Linked DNA regions of Homo sapiens: region 1 is linked to region 2. Evidence: chromatin loops called from intact Hi-C (ENCODE). Cell type or tissue: MCF 10A. All regions are shown on one strand. Each heading gives the region's core, and the rest is flanking DNA. Links, peaks and the distances in the headings are about the cores only.

The links. Peaks named below come from ENCODE experiments on the same cell type or tissue, not always from the same donor. Only the 100,000 strongest peaks of a DNase experiment are listed, where the experiment ranks them.
Region 1: it touches region 2 in a loop (5-fold over the local background); 3 of 110 quality-filtered maps call a loop at or near these places.

Annotation. Positions count from the first base shown.
Region 1 is chr17:72,294,529-72,302,858 of GRCh38, forward strand. No RefSeq gene overlaps it. Among named protein-coding and RNA genes, the nearest start is that of LINC02003, 44 kb to the right of the region's middle. RefSeq lists a silencer at 4,802-4,881. In MCF 10A, for the core only: no CTCF peak of the experiment used is centred there; DNase peaks (open chromatin) are centred at 2,113 and 3,023.
Region 2 is chr17:72,358,042-72,366,371 of GRCh38, forward strand. No RefSeq gene overlaps it. Among named protein-coding and RNA genes, the nearest start is that of LINC02003, 19 kb to the left of the region's middle. In MCF 10A, for the core only: no CTCF peak of the experiment used is centred there; DNase peaks (open chromatin) are centred at 690, 4,060 and 4,690.

The DNA of each region.
Region 1 (8,330 bases), core at 9-8,008, 64 kb before region 2:
CCCCTCCTGCCCACAGCTTCTTGGGTATGTGACTTAGCAACAAGCCAAGCCTGGGCTGGGGAGACAAGAGCACACACAAGCAACCAGCCAGGGAGGGCTGCTCCCTGACTCCAGTCTAGTTTTCCAGCTTCTGAGACACATTGCTTTCTTTGGGCCTCCAGAGAAGCACATGGGAACAAATCCAGGTTGAAGAGGATGATAAGCGAGAAATGGCTTCAAGAAAAAATTTTTTATCATGCTGCTGCTTATTATTGAGCAAGAGTTCCCAAAATGTTTTAACCATGTAATAGAATTTGGGGCGGTTTGCAGTTAAGGAACACTGTAATGGATGACTTCATGGACAGCATCTTCCCACAATCTACCCCTCTTCACACTCCTCCTATCACTCCCCACTTTCCCATGCCCACCAAGGCATCCTAGCATTCAAAAATATAGGATCTGGCTTCTTCCATTCCCTTCTTGAGATGTGTATCAAACTATTGTGTGCGGATAGCCAGACAAGTGCTACCTTCTTGGAGAATTCTTTCAAATGATCAGACTTGAAACTAGATTTTTCATCTTTCCCCAAACTCAACAGTGCATGTTTATGTACTATGCAAACTGACACAGACCTACTGATACAGATCCTAAAAAAATGTCAAGCCAGGACTGAGAGCACGTTCCCTGCTTTTTCCTATGCTCTTAAGCAAATATCACCATGTGTTGTTGGTAAGTAGGCAAACAGCAGCAAATTTTATTATGACCTCTGAAGACTGTTCAGCAAAATAAAATCCTAAAAGCTAATTTATTGAATATTGACAATATATCAGGCACTGTATTAGGCACTTTACATGAGTTGTGTCATTTAACGCTCACAGTGGATCTTTGCATTTGTTGATAAGGAAACTAAGAGAGAAAAGGAAACTTGTCCACTCTGCCTTCGACTATCCCCAAGCTCACCCCAAAGAAGGGAAGCATGGACCTCCCAAAACTTTTCCCAGCAGTGGCCTTGAGTGCTCTTCACTTCTTCTGAACCAGGTCCCCTCCCAATCATTACCCAGCTGCAAACTCATCCACAGTGTCTTCCGGTTCCTATCCTACCTCTGGATCTTTAGATATGACCTCCCCAGAGCTTGATCCATGACTCTCCTTAAGAACCTCTGACTTGCCTTTGCTCCAAGGCTCTTCCACCCAGCTCCAGAGTCCTCAAAACCAATTTCTTACCCAGATGGAGGGATTGATTTGGCCACTACAACAAAGGGCTCCTGGGAAGAATTTCAGCCAACATATCAGGAATGTCACAATCACCTCCCTACAGTCAGCACCGCCAACACTGAGTGGTGTCAAACAAAGAAGGAGGGACAGAAAGGAAACCCTGAGAGGGGTAGAGACATGCATGCCACAGTGTCCAAGCAAAGCCACCATGTGGCCCATTTATGTTGCATCAACCCTGATTTTGGTCCCTCTTCTAATCCTTCAAAGAATGGGGTAATACCCTGACAAGGAAGATGGTTCCCTCCTACCCAGAGTTTCTGGGAGCATTAGCTCATCAGAACCTCCTTGCACCCTGCCGCAAGATGAGCTTGCACAGGATGAGCTAAGGGGAAGGAGTGGCTGAATCAGAAGCTTATGCCAGACCATCTCACCGGTTTGAACAGATCTCCCTCTTGCTGCTTAGATGGTAGATCTTAAGAAAAATAGCCTCCACTGATATGGCTGCGGCTTTCTCTGAGCTTGCCTTTTAATCCTGGGCCTTTCCCTCATCCTACCGTCTTCCTCCCCCAACCCATTCTCTTAGGCTGTTCTCCCTCTCCCAGTCCTGTTCACTAGTCCTTGTCCCCTCGAGCAGACAAAGGGTTAAAACATTTCCGGGACTGGAGAAGGCAAGCCACAGAGATGCAGGTGCTAACAGGGAAAGTGTGGGTTGGAATCTAGAATGATCTGTCACAGTTCCAAGAGCTTCTTTGGATAAGGAGTGATCACAGCTTTTGCTAAATGTCTCTAGGTGAAAATTCCATAAATCTAGAAACTGTGAAACTCAATGGAAATTTAATTAAATGAGTTAATATATAGAGAGTGCTTGGGACAATGCCTGGCACGTAGTGAGCTATATAAACACTTAGAAATGAGTAATAGTTTGGGGAAATACACATTTCAACATCATAGCATTCTATAGGTTCCAGAATCTTTACAAATGCTGATCTGACCTTGGATCTCTGCATTCTAAGTCACTACTCTCTTTGCCACCAGTCCTAAGATTTTCTCTTTCCTCCATCTCATTTCAGTCTTCCTCCTCTCTCTACCTAAGAATCTGAGAGTTTGTGTACATAGCTAAAGATTCCTCTCTTTGGTTCTCAGCACCATGCCTTAGTCTGAAATCCAGTAAAAACCCTGATTTCCCTAAACCTTGTGTTGGTGTGGCTTATGTGGTATCTTTCCTATCTCCTTGGCAGTGATTGCATTGGCTTCATAATAATAACCATTTAGAATCAAGCTGTAATTATAGGAAGGCACTGGAAAGCCCTTGCAAGAATAAGCTTTCCTCTCCCAGACACACTGGCAAGGGTTCTGGTTGGATTTTTCAGCTAAGATTCTCTCTGGAAATCTCATGGAAAAAAGGTTAGAATTATGGAGGGAGGTGAGACCCCAGTGGTCTTAACTTCAGGACCATCCCCTCGTGTGCCCATTGCTGTTTGATGCTGCCAGCAAAAAATGCAGAAGTCTTCACTCCCAACAGAGTAAATGATACTTAGTGTCCTTCAAAATTACAACTCAAAGAGGATCCAGGGAAAAGAAGCAAGTATGCTTTTCTCTTTTCTAAGGCTTCAAGGGGGAAGGGAGGAATATGGCTGAGAGAGAAAGAAAGTGCCTCCACCTAAGTGTGCAAGACCCCAACAGGCAGCCGACCTCCCAGCTTTACCGATTGCTCCAGGATCAGGCCCAGTCCTGGCTGCACTGAGCTGTGGCTGACATTCTTCCCAAGCCCCTCATGTTTGCCAGGAGAGGGGAGTGACAGACGCCGCTCTCCTGAGACATGATGAAAGATATGAGTCAGAAGAAGTGGGAGGAAAATTGGCATTAGGTTCAGGGCCCAGAATGTCAGCAACTGAATGAGGCTGAAGGAAGAGGAAGGGGAGCTTTAAGGGAAAAAATATGACCATCTCCAGCTTCTTTCTTCCTACTGAGATATTTCCAAAATATGCCAGATACAGAGTGGTCAAGTCCAGGGCCACTCTGAGAACCAAAGAGCCCTCTACCGATGTGGTTTGAGCTTCCTCTGTGCCAGGTTCTGTTCTGGAAGCTGGGCTGAAAAATGGGCCAGGGTAGGTGGTGTGGGGATGACGAGGCAAGGGTGATGACCTGTTTTTGATGTGGTCACACCATATGCTATCAGAGTTGCAGGAACTCTCAGGAACGGCTAGTTTGCAGATAAGCAAGCCAGGACTCAGAGAGGGCACAGGATTTGTCTAAGGCACACAGATACAGCTCCCTGGTTGGCTGACAAGACGTTGGTTTGTTTGACTTTCAGAACAATGTGCAAGGGCAGTGCAGAAGATCTGGTGCACGAACCCAGCAGAGACCAACTCTCAAGTAGGGATGCTGACAAGTTGTCACCTGTGGGCCATGCGATGGACGCAGAAGTGGCCATCGTGACAATCTCAGTACACCTACCTTACTGTCTTGTTCCACTTAGGGTCTAGGATCTGTGATTAACAAGCCTTCATTCCTAAAATATCAAAGAAATCCAAGCAATTGTGAAAACACACATCTGTGATGGAAAGTTTGTTTTGTTTTGTTTTGTTTTTTTGAGATGGAGTCTCACTCTGCCACCAGGCTGGGGTGCAGTGGCGCGATCTTAGCTCACTGCAACCTCTGCCTCCCGGGTTCAAGCGATTCCCCTGCCTCAGCGTCCCGAGTAGCCGGGATTACAGGCATGTGCCACCACGCCTGGCTAATTTTTGTATTTTTAGTAGAGACAGGGTTTCACCATGTTGGCCAAGATGGTCTCGATCTCCTGACCTCGTGATCCACCCGCCTCAGCCTCTCAAAGTGCTGGGATTTCAGGCGTGAGCCACTGCCCCCAGCCGGAAAGTTTTTAAGTCACGTATTATGAGGCTTGTGGCTCTTTCAGTTCCTTTTCAGTGAAAGGGAAAGGGACTCAAACGTCTGATTTAAGTACTATATCATCTACCTAAGTGACTTAATTAAAACAAACAAGGAATACCTATCGTAGCAGGAATTCTGCTCAATTCAGTCAGTGTTTACCTGATTTGTTAATTTCACAAAAAGAGATGTCTTCTCCCTGACATTTCTTTTTGTCAGTTTCACTTTTTCACAAGTTTCTGCTTTCTGTTTAATTTTGTGGGAATAAAAGAACACCAGCAAGCAGCCCCAATCCTAGGAGAGTGTTCTCTAAGTGTGGCATACAGAGTTCCAGAACCACAGTCCCTGAGTGTTTGGGTTTAAAGATGCACATTCTCCGGCCCTACCCTTGGTCCACGAATTCAGAACCTCTGAGGGCAGAGTCGGGGAATCTGCATTTTAACAAGTTCCCCCGTGTAATTATCGCACGCTGCAGTTTGATTTTTAAAACGCCTCTTCTGTGCCTGTAGCAGAAAAAAAACCTCTGGGGAAAAAAAAAATTATGCCAGCAACACGACTGTGCCCTCAAAGTTTATAATTTAAGCTGGATAGAACCAGACACAAACAATGATACAGACAACAGGTCAAGGGCAGGGAATGGGGAGTCGACACTTCCCCTTTCAGAACAATCATCAGCTCTGAAAACATGTGTCCGTTGTTGCTTTTCCCTCCTAGACTGTGAGCTCCCTGGTGACAAGTGTCAGACTTATTCATGACAGTCTCCCCAGCACCTTGCCCAGTACTGTTTCCTGGCACAGAGTACATATTTAATACATTTGTGCTGAACAGGTGAATTAGGCTTGTCCCAGGAAAGACACAAGGAAAGACCCAAGCAAAGATTTCCCAAATCGTGCCCAAATTCTTTATTCCTCCGCTACATTTCAATGCACAGATTTCCCCATGGACCACACGCCAAACACTCCAGGCTGGGAAACTGCAGGGCAAAACTCCTATGAGGCTTGGACACTGCCCGTAGGCTGCCAGGGAGAAAAGGAATCCCAGAGAATGTTTTTTTGTTTTTTTGGTTGTTTTCACCTTATGGAAACCAGGAACAGTCTGTTTTCAAAAGTCACAGCTCTCGAGAGCCCTGCTTGATTGGGGTGGTGGCACTAGCATTGCTCAGTCTCCAGGATACCAAAGCTAAGCAGCTAAACAGACACCAGGGTCTCAGAGAAGGAGGAACTCAGAGGAAAATGCATGCGTCTGTTGGGGACGGGCCTCCCATGCCCTTGGGGACAGAATGAGTGAAATAACTAACACTTGGGAGCCTGCAGAGATCTGTGGCCCCCAACGTTAGCCCCAAATTTCAGAGTATTCTAAATACCATCCTTTAAAACACATTTCTTTGGTATATTTCCTATTCTTTTAAGTTGAAAATGCTCCTGGAATTGTTTTAACCCTGATTCATGCTAGGATATAAATTACTTAAACTGCATTTGTTTGCCAGGGCTGCTATAACTAAGTATCACAGACAAGGTGGCTGAAGCAACAGACATTTTTCATCTCACAGTTCTGGAGGCCGAAGTTCAAAATCAAAGTGTCCACAGGGTTGTTTCCTTCTGAAGGCTTGGAGGGAAGAATCTGTCCCCGGCTTCTCTCCTGGCTTCGTGGATGGCATCTTCTCCCTGCGTCTCTTCACATTGTTTTCCTTCTATGCATGTCTCCATGTCCAAATTTTCCCATTTTGGGCCAGGCAGAGTGGCTCATGCCTGTAATCTCAGCACTTTGGGAGGCTGACGTGGGCGGATCACAGGGTCAGGAGTTTGAGACCAGCATGGCCAACATGGTGAAACCCTATCTCTACTAAAAATACAAAAATTAGCTGGGCATGGTGGCGCACACCTGTAATCACAGCTACTCGGGAGGCTGAGGCAGGAGAATCACTTGAACCCAGGAGACGGAGGCTGCAGTGAGCCGAGATTGCACCACTGCACTCTAGCCTGGGTGACAGAGCAGGACTCCATCTCAAAAAAAAAAAAAAATTCAACAAATTTTCCCATTTTTTAAAGACACACTTCATTTGGATTAGAGCCCACCCTAATGACCTCATTTAACTTGATTCCCACTGTAAAAGACCTTCTCTCCAAATGACATCACAGTCAAAGATACTAGGCTGGGGGCTAGGACTCCAGGACAAGAATTGGACTGGAACACGATTCAACCCATAACACTTACCCAGTCTTTTTCCTGGAGACAGAAGTTAGACAGAGAAAGGCTTGAGGAGAAACAGATCCTGAATGTCAGAAAAGGGCACTGACAGAAAAATCTCAGCAGCCCCCAGGGAGACAGGGAGAGGGATGCACACTTACCACAGTGCCCAGGGTGGGGTTCAGAGCCTGGCCCTTGACCTGTCTTCATATGGCTATTGCAATGGGGACACCACCATTTCCTTCTGCACCTGACCTTCATCTCTCAGGTGAAATGAGCAAGCTGGCCCTCTGCACCTGCAGAAGGTGGCTTTGCAGAATTGGGAGGTCTGTTTACTGATTCCATTTCCCAGAGCACTCAGTCCCCCTAATAACCTTTTGCCAGATTTAACTCCCTCCAAAGCCTACCGTGCCACGAATGCTGCCTTTGCTCTTGAATTGCCTTGAAAATATTTTCTAGTTGTGATGAGGGTAATCTGTCACCTTTGGTATAGTCTAAGTTCTTTTGGTGTCAGCTGACCTGAGATCTAGTACCTGTTCTATCACATACCACCCATATGGCCTGGAGCAAATTGTTACTTCACCTCTCTGTGCCTCAGTTTCCTCATCTGTAGGTGGAGATAATGGTAACTCACAGGGTTATTGCAATGATTAGATAACAGCATTTGTAAAACGTGTGCATTTAACAAATGGTGGTTATTATTAACCACTTTACAATGGATAACTCCAACGGCTTCCTATGTGCACAACAGATAACAAATGTTCCTCACCACCTATTGGTGTGTGATGCATATGTAGACATTCAAAAATGGTCACCCAGTGGTTCGCATGTTAGCTGGGCTGACCCAAAATCAGCTCCAAACGTCTTGCTCCTCTTCACAGAACCCAGGCATCCCCCCAGTCTCTGGCTCCATACTCTTCCTCTGATCCCCAAACATGCTATTCTGGATATGCCAGTTCCTTGGGCTGCTTTAAGGGAAAACCCTCTAATAAAGGTTGAGAGGTACAGCTGGGGTCAGGGTGGGGGCAGGGATCATGCATCAGAACTTAGGGACCCCTAGTTGTCACCCTGAGAGTTCTGGGGGACTTGGATTTCTACTGCTCCAAATAATCCCTAGCTGTAAATATTCAGCAAGAAAAGCAAGGTCCTCTGCCCCTGGTCTCTGGTTGCTTTTGAAACCCAGCACCTAGGCTAAAGAGTTAACATAACCTCATTGCAGAGGGATTTCTCTGTAATCTGTACACATGTCCCAGGGATCAGGACTGTGGGAGGTGGTGCTAGTCCGTGGCAGTTGCTCAGGCCCTTGGCCCTCAGCCCACCAAGCTCCCAAAGCCCTCTTGTTCTAGTTGATTTCAAATTTAATTAAGAACAACTGAGCAGAAGCCAAGGTCTCTGCAGGGCCGTCACCCCTGAGCTTGGAGAGGGCCAAGGAGATAAGCATCTCATCACAAACCAGAAAGCTGGAAGGGCCATCACCTTCACCTGTGAAAACAAGGCAGCAATGACCACCAGGATGCTCAGCAAAGCCTGTGGATGGTGCACGGAGGGGCGATGAGAACACCATCAGAGCAGACTCAACTGGAGCCACGTCCCGGCCATCCTCATAGGCAGGCAGGAGGAGGCCCCTTGCTTTTCCATGTCACTCTCACCCTCTCTGGCCAAAAGGACTCACATTGTGCCCTCAAATTCATTAAGCTGATAGCCCACATCTGAGAAGGACTTAGCCAAAAAGAGAAAGAACAGACAGAGAAGAGAAAGAAAAGGTGAGCAGACCAGTTGGCCTGAGAGATCTGTCAAGTTGGAGCCCAGGAGGGGTAGATGCCTGGAGAGATACTGGGGTCACTGAGTAGCTAGATGGTTGTCCGATGTTTCTAAAAGTCTGGCCCACTGGCCCCCCTACCACAACATCAGAGCAGCTCCAAATTCTGGGATGCTTCTCTGTAATATAGATTCCTAGGGCTCCACCCAGACTGAGGAAAAGATCCTCTAAGGGGGCCAGGAAATTAGCAATTTAAGACGTTCTTCAGGTGATTTTGACAATGACTTTTTAAGACTAGGAC
Region 2 (8,330 bases), core at 214-8,213:
AACCTATTTCAGTGCCCTGTTTTCTCCTCTATGCCCTGCTCAGCTACAACTCTGTGAATCAGGATAAAGATAGTTCAATTTCCAGAAGTGTTGCCAACAGCCCCCATTCCTCAACCAAATACTCACATCTGAGAAATGTAATGTGCAATTCACATGCTATTTGCATGCCCTTATCCTAAACAGGAGAATGACCCATTGTCGTTGGACTCTGCCTTTCCAAGTCGTAAGCTCTGAGGTCTCCTTTCTCTCAAATCTGGCCATGCCCTTGAAATCCCAGCATGCTTCTGTCCTCAGAGCATAGGGGCTTTTTGTTGTGACCTTGAACCAACAGTGCACAAAATCTGAGAATTTTGAAGAATACAGAACACAACTTTATGCCAAGAAGAAGCTATAGTTGTGCTCATAAATTCTTCCTCCAAGGCTTAAAGGTCATTCCCTACCATTTTTCTTGCAGACTTTTGGTTTCAATATAAGGTGGGCCTGCTCAAAGGCAAGAATTTTCCTGGGCATTTTTTTCTCAAGCATTGCAGCTGTACTTAGGTGAGGAGCCATAACAATGGGATGTGGAATAGAGCCAATCAGCTGAAGAAATTGATACTGAATAAGGAAATATTTCTTACCAGTGAGAGACTCTCAACAATGAAATCAGTGCCCTAGCAATGCACAGCATTGCAAGAGATTGAGTCACACCATGTTAGGGTCCATGCCAATATGAAACACCCAATTACCCATCCTTTCAGGTATGAGAGTTAAGAAAGACATGCTAGGAGGGTCTCAGTGATTCTTCCTCTGCTTTTGGTTGATTTTAGTTTTCAGGGAGTGATTTGGTTGACCTGTGAATTCTTAGCTTTAAATAAATGCTGGGGACCATAGAGATGAGAGCTGTTCTTCATCTGTGGACCTCCTAAGAGAAAGGAATAGAATTAACATTAATTGAGAATGAATAGACAGCCAAGCAGGATTCTAAGGGTTCTATAAACATTATTGCATTGAATCATCGCAAATATCATGCCCATTTAAAGATGTGGAAATGGAGGCAAAGGAAATGAAGTGTGTTTATCAGGACCACTAACCTGTAGGGCTAATACTTAAACCTGGGTCACTCTGACTTTGGTGGCCTTGGAGGCCCGCCCACATCAACACACCACCTAGGTGAGGATTCAGATAAACTGACTTCAGTCTGGGTTTAATGACTCTTGAGGTCTCAAAATGGCAGTCGTTAGGTTTGTTTCTATTCTGTAGGCTGTGCCGTTCCTCCCAGAGCTGGGTCTGCTTCCCTGCCCTCCTGACTGCCTGCAAGGAGGTCCAGCCACATTGCAGAGGAAGGACTTGCTTATGGAAAGAAATGGAGAGACCCAGCCTCCCTCACCTCCCATTGGTGCCTGATGATTAATACATTTTTTGCTGCCCTTGGAAATGGAAGACAGTGCCAACTGCTTAGTTCTCCTGGCTGGGCCAGCGCAACCTGTATGACAAGGGGGAAGAGCCTTTAAGTGAGGCAGGAGAGGAGCTGGGCTCTGGGCAGAAAAGCTCCCCAAAGCAAGTGTGCTGGGAGGATGCTTTTTGTATTTTAACCAATGTTCACCTCTGTCTCCCCCAGCACAATATTTCCTTGCACTGCTTGGTCTTTCCTCGTCTAGTTAGTGAGGCCCTATTGAATTTGCTGCATTAGAGTGTGGATAACACCCCCAAATCAAAGAAATAGCATAATACACCCTGGTTTTTGAGTTTCAAAGAAGGTTTTTGAAAGGTATTGCAAATACAACAGATTTGGAAGAACATGTGCTGAGGTCTAGTGAAGCGGCCCTTAGATAAAAGCTGAGAGATTCCGTGTTGGGGGAGCAAAGGGAGCCAGGCTCAAAGCAGAGAGTGAGATGATATGCCAAGTACTGAGTCAGGGGTACTACTGAGTACTGAGATGATATGCCAGGTACTGAGTCAGGGGTACTGCTGAGTACTGAGATGATATGCCAGGTACTGAGTCAGGGGTACTACCAGGGTGCTCTGAATAAGTAGACAGGCATGTCCTCTGGTTGGGATCAAAAGACTACTCGGCAGTGCCCAGGGTGAATGAACGGCTGAGGAACCCATAGCAGCCTGTTGGAGGTCTCAGATGAGCCCAGTGCAGACATGTGATGTAGAGAGCACACTGTCCCACTCCGTAATTGCCAGAGCATTGTTAGCCTTCCCTGTTCCCTGAACTTAGAGGCAACACCCATGAAAAGGGTAGGAAGGATCTGAAATGCCCCACTGCAATTGAGTTATCAGATAATATGAGTTCTATTTCTTGCATTTCTGAGTTTGTAAACTGAGGTTCATGCTGGCTCTCTGAGTCAGGCACCTCCCTGAGACAGATCTCTGCCACCCGCTCCCTCTCCACACAGTGCATAGAGTTTGCTCCCTCCCCTCCTCACTGCAAGGCTGCTGGGCACCTGCCCCGTGGGTATCTCTGTCACCCAGAAGACTCCTCTACCCCCCTGCCTACTGCACCCATGCAGGCTTCTGCACAGCCAGACCTGTTCTCTTGGAGTCTTGGACTTTGACCTGCCCCATCAAAGGACAGCAGCCAAGGTGACAAGCCCATCCCAGTTCAGATCCTCTGGCAGAGGTAGATACTGAGGCAAGAGACAGGCTAAAGGGAAAGCATAATATCCTCCAACCCCCCATCTCTGGGAACACTGTATCTGAGGTTTGTTTGGCCACCCAAGATGCTGGGCTCTGCCAGACCAGATAACCATTCCGGTTTGACAGGCACCCACGGCCCCCTGGTATGCGCCTTTGACCCACCAGATAGTTCTGTTTTCCTTTTCCTCTGAGATCCCCCGAGCTTCTGTTCCCCCCTTCTCACCTGGCTGGAGAGATGTCACCCAGCTAACATCTTCTAACCCTACAAGAGGCAAGTTACAGGATGCCCCAACATCATGATTTTTTTTTTTAGCTTTCAAAACCTTGGAAGTACTGCAGGGTGAACCATGGTTTGAGATACCTTGCAGCAGTGTTTCTCTGCCATTTCCCCCTGCAGCACATGTTTGTCTTTCTAAAATATTTCTTTTCCTTTTCTTTTTTTTTTTTTTTTTTTGACGGAATCTCACTCTGTCACCAGGCTGAAGTGCAGTGGCGCGATCTTGGCTCACTGCAACCTCCGCCTCCCGGGTTCAAGCGATTCTCCTGCCTCAGCCTCCCAAGTAGCTGGGACTACAGGCACACGCTACCATGCCCAGCTAATTGTTGTATTTTTAGTAGAGACGGGGTTTCACCATGTTGGCCAGGATAGTCTCGATCTCTTGACCTTGTGATCCGACCGCCTCGGCCTCCCAAACTGCTGGGATTACAGGTGTGAGCCACCACACTCAGCCTACAATATTTCTATTTCTGAGTTTGTAAACTCAGAAATCTGAGTTTAGGGCAACCAGGGCAACCAAATTACTCTCTGAAAACTAAAATCAGCTCAGGTTTGATCTCCTACCATGCACCAGGCTCTGCTGTAGGGAATGGGATCAGGCATAAGCAAGATCTACAGGGTTCCTGCTCTCAGGGAGTGTCCATTCCACCCCGGAAGGGTAGACATGGAGATGCATGGCTCAGATCCTTCAAAAAGGACTTGCTGCCTGACTGAGAGGAGCTTGACTGGCTGACAGCCACTGCACTGGTGTCTTCGAGGTCCTCGTCAGTTTTCAGGCTGAGGTCATGCTGTTCTTGAGGCAGCCCTAGCTAATGACTATGCAAGGTGGTGGCACAAGGGCCAACCCATTTCTACCCACATGGGACTTCTCCAATGGGCAGTCTCTGCTCCAAAGCTCCTGGAGACTGCCCAGGTTGCCTTCACGTTCTGATGGTTCCCCCTGCCCAATCCAGCTCCCTCCTCTTTTCCCTCATAGGTTGCTTATTCCCCCAATAAACCCATAACTCCATCTCTGCATTGGCTTCCTGGAAACCCAACTGGTATGCGGGGGACATACACACCAGCACGAGTGTCGGTAGTGACACATGCTATGGGAAAAGAACAGAGCCCCTGGACAGAGGCTGACTCACTACTAGAAGAGGGCCGGGTTCGCTAGATGTCAGGTGCACCCAGCCTCTGAGAAGGGCATGTGTGAGCTGAGACATGAGGAGGAGGAGCCAGCCATATTCAGAGGAGCCGGGAAAGGGCTCCAGGCAGTGTAGGAAGGAAGACTTGTATTGGAGGTCCATGAAGAAGCAACTGAATAGAGCACAGTGTTGAGAGATGAGAGAGGAAAAGGAGATGAGGCCAACAGGGCCAACAGAGTCTTGGATGTCCAGTTCTCCTCCAAGTGAACTTCGAGAACAGCAACGTGATCTGTGTGCAGCATGATCCCACAGACAAACCCAAATGTGATGAGGCAATAAAACATGGCAATAACATGTCATCGCCAGACTACTCACAGCTGATTAGCAAAAGCAGCTAACCTCATCCTGGCTGTGACCTCCATGAGACAGGCTAGGAGCAATGGGCAACTCTGGCCACTCGGAAAATCATCTTGGACTGCGAGGGAGTGAAAGGGATGTTGCTATGTTAGTACCTGCTCTGATTTGTTTTTAAAAAGTGAATCACTCCCAAACCTCAGGGTGTTATTCATAACCCGTCACTTGTTCTCCTGCGTGATGGTGACACATTTGCATGTCATGACAACCTGGATGAGCACTGCTTCCCTGGAGTAGGGGAGTAGGGGGGGTGGGAATGGGGGGAGGTGGTTGAGATGCCAGAGAGCCTTGCCCTAAATCAGTGGTTCTCAACTGGAGGCGATTTGGTTCCCCAGGGGTATTTGGCAACGTCTGAGGACATTTTTAGTTTTTACACTTGTGAGGCTGGGAATGCTACTGGCATCTAGTGGGTAGAGGTCAAGGGCATGGCTAAACATCCTACAGTGCACAGAACAACCCCTGCCCACAAAGAGTGATTCAGCTCCAAACGTCAACAGTGCTGCAATGAGCTTGAGAAACCCTGCCCTAAATCAAGAGCCAAATTGTTCCTCTCTGAACCAAGGGATGCTCTCAGACAGGGGTCTTTGGATGAGGGCACGCAGCAGAGTTTGATAAATACAACCAGTGGGGGCTTTCTCAGTGCGGTTCTGCAAATTGCAAACACAACATCTAAGTGTTTGCTCTTCCTTTCTTACTGTAGTTTAAATACCAAGAAACATTTCCCTAAAAGAATTTTAACCTCTAAGACTGCAGATGCTCCCACACTGGCATCTTCTAAGACCAGCTGATTGGGCCAACAGGGGTCCAGACCCAACCAGAGACAGGGGGATGGACAAGATGACCGCCCATACCCCCTGCACTTACCCCAAGGAGGTTCTCTCCAGCCAGGCATTTTAATTAATTTTAGTCCCTTTCAAGACCACAGTTATTATTGTAAAAACACCGATAATACTAAACACATGTGGAAAGCACAGCGCCGGCTGCAGCCCTGGAGACCTGGGGACGTGCTAAGTCATATGTCATCTGGGGTGGTGAGAAATCAGCAGGCCCCCTCCCCCTGCCCTCTGAGACCCCAACACCCTTCTCAGTAGGACTGCTCTCCTTCTGTCACCAGCCAAGCCCCCTTCCTAGCTCAGCTTCCCCACCCCTACCAAAACTCAAGTACCCTTCCCTCCCCACAGAAACAGCCAAGGTGGGTGGGGTGGCAGGCCTCTGGAAATCCTGGTTTAATGATTTTATTAGGAAAGAGGCGGGAAGAAAAGAAAAGGCACATTCTCTCATTTTGGAAGAATGCTTCATTATCTGCCTTTGCAGAGTGTGAAACACCTCACTGGGCTCTAACCAGCCCTGAATTATTGAGTGAGATGCTCAGGTGTCAGGCTTTCCTCTCCCCCATCCCCCTGGGCCACCCCACTGGTTGCTGGAGGGTGTCTCAATTCCACCTTCAGGTGAAGGCTGGGAAAATCCAACAGCTACAGAGCTGCATGGGCATTGTCCTCCCAGAACCATGACCTCTTTCGGGAGCTATTGCCTGAAAACAGTCCCCTTGGCATGTGTCTAGTTCCATCTTCACTTGTGTAAGACCATTTCTCCTGCATTCTTGGCCTCACATCTGATTCCCAGGTGCCTTTTGCCTCGTGAAACACCTCACTCCTATTTTAGAGGTTAGAAAGTTCCTTCTTAGCCAAAACGGAGCTAAAGACGCTGACATTTGGGTAGTTCTCTGTGACTGATTGAGAAGTATGAAAAATCTTCCACTTCCACAGCCCTGCTTGTTTTCATTCCTTGAAGATGACAGAGTAGATATTGTTATTCCCATTTTACAGATGGAAAAGGCAAAATGCAGAGGGGTTAAGTGGCCCTTCCAATGGCACACAGCAATTACAAAGCAGAGATGGAGGGAACACGGGGCTCCTCAACAACAGTCTCCCTGTAACTGTGGACTGATCTGCCCCATGCCAGATAATCCCCAGCCTCTTTTAAGAGTGCCGTTTACGGACATTCTCTCCAAACCCCGGGGTTCCCGTGGCCCCTGGAACAGACAGGAAGGTCTGGTTGCTGTGTTCCAGATCACAGCCTCCATCTTCAGTTTCCATAACACCAGCTTCAGTGTTGGTCCCTCCCCAGGGTCAGATACCACCTCTCTCACTGGGTCCTCCCCTGGCTCCACCTCTCCATATGAACATCTAGCCTCTTCCTGCCACCACTCTTCCCTGCAAGAATCCCTGCAGTCACATACACCCCCCACCCTAAACTAGGCATGGAAGTTCAGGCCAAACTAGGAATTCATCATCTACGGAAAAAAGAAAAAAAAAATCTTATTTCTGCCCCAGTTGTGGGGAGCTTGGACAGTGCGGCAGCTCACCTTCCAAAGACCTAAGTGACAAGTTTCTTGAGGACAGCCCCTTAAGCAGAGAAAAACAAAAATCCAAAAAAAAAAAAAATGAACACATATTGACACTGTTGTATGTTGTATGATAAACTCATTTAATCATCACAAAGACTCCACGAAGCAGGTGCTGGTATTATAACCTTTTCATATATAGGGAAACTGAGGCACAGAGCAGCCAAGTAACTTGCTCAAGGTCATATAACTAGCAAGTGAGGGAGGTCTGATTAGACCATTGAAAACAAAACCAAAAACTATCACTGGAGGGGGTGTTTAGGGAGGGGTTATAACTGCCCAGTAGTAGCCATTTTCCCAATAATCTTTCCAGGAGGATAAAATCACCATTCTACTCTCTTTAGTGCCCAGTAGTTGTGAGACCAAGGCAGTATCTCAGTGGATTAGCTGGGCACGGTGGCTCACGCCTGTAATCCCAGCACTTTGGGAGGCCAAGATGGGTGGATCACAAGTCAGGAGATCGAGACCATCCTGGCTAACACCGTGAAACCTCGTCTCTACCAAAAATACAAAAAAATTAGCCGGGCGTGGTGGCGAGTGCCTGTAGTCTCAGCTACTCGGGAGGCTGAGAGAGGAGAATGGCATGAACCCAGGAGGCGGAGCTTGCAGTGAGCCGAGGTCACACCACTGCACTCCAGCCTGGGCAACAGAGCAAGACTCTGTCTCAAAAAAAAAAAAAAAGTCTGCCACATATATAATTAGTTTATATAATTAGTACTTAACTATCCATCTTCCTTGGGTTTTCTTTTCCACCACTGTATGAGAGTCATTCCTGCCAGCTGCCATGACAAAATCCCAGTGGTTTCACACAATAAAGGTTTATTTTTTCATTCTTGTCTCAGTCTAAGTGGCTATTTGGGAGGGAGCCTTCCAAGTGGGATTCCAAATGATTCAAGGTGCCCCGTTCCATCCATCTTGTCCTGTCAGACTCTCAGGAAAAGGGCAGCATGAAGCATCACTGGAAACAGAGTGGACCGGCTCTGCCCATATTCCATCAGCCAGAAGCTAGTCCAATGGTCCGAGCTAACCCCAGGAGAGGCTGGGGAATGCCGACTTCCAGCATGCCCAGGAAGAGAATATGCAATGCTGAGCATCCAGCTGGTCTCCACCAGACCAGTTAATCCACTTCAATGTCTCCAACTGCTCCTCCATGACATGCCCCCAGGGGTCATGCTTGTTCTCCCCAAACGTGATGCTCAGGAGGACTAAACCTACCCTCTAGACATGGCCTGCTCATGCCAGAAGACCCAGCAACATCACCTCCCTGGATCTGGACACCACATGTCTATGAAGACAGCCTACATATATTTTAGCATTTTTAGCAACAGTCACACTGTTGGATCGTATTATGCTTGTGGTCAACTAAAACTTCCAGATTTCTTTCTTGTGAACTGCTGCCAACGGAGGGCTCTCTAATCTAGTTCTTGTGCTTCTGAATTTGAAACCACATGAAACTGAACAACAGTTGTTGAAAGTCTTCCCT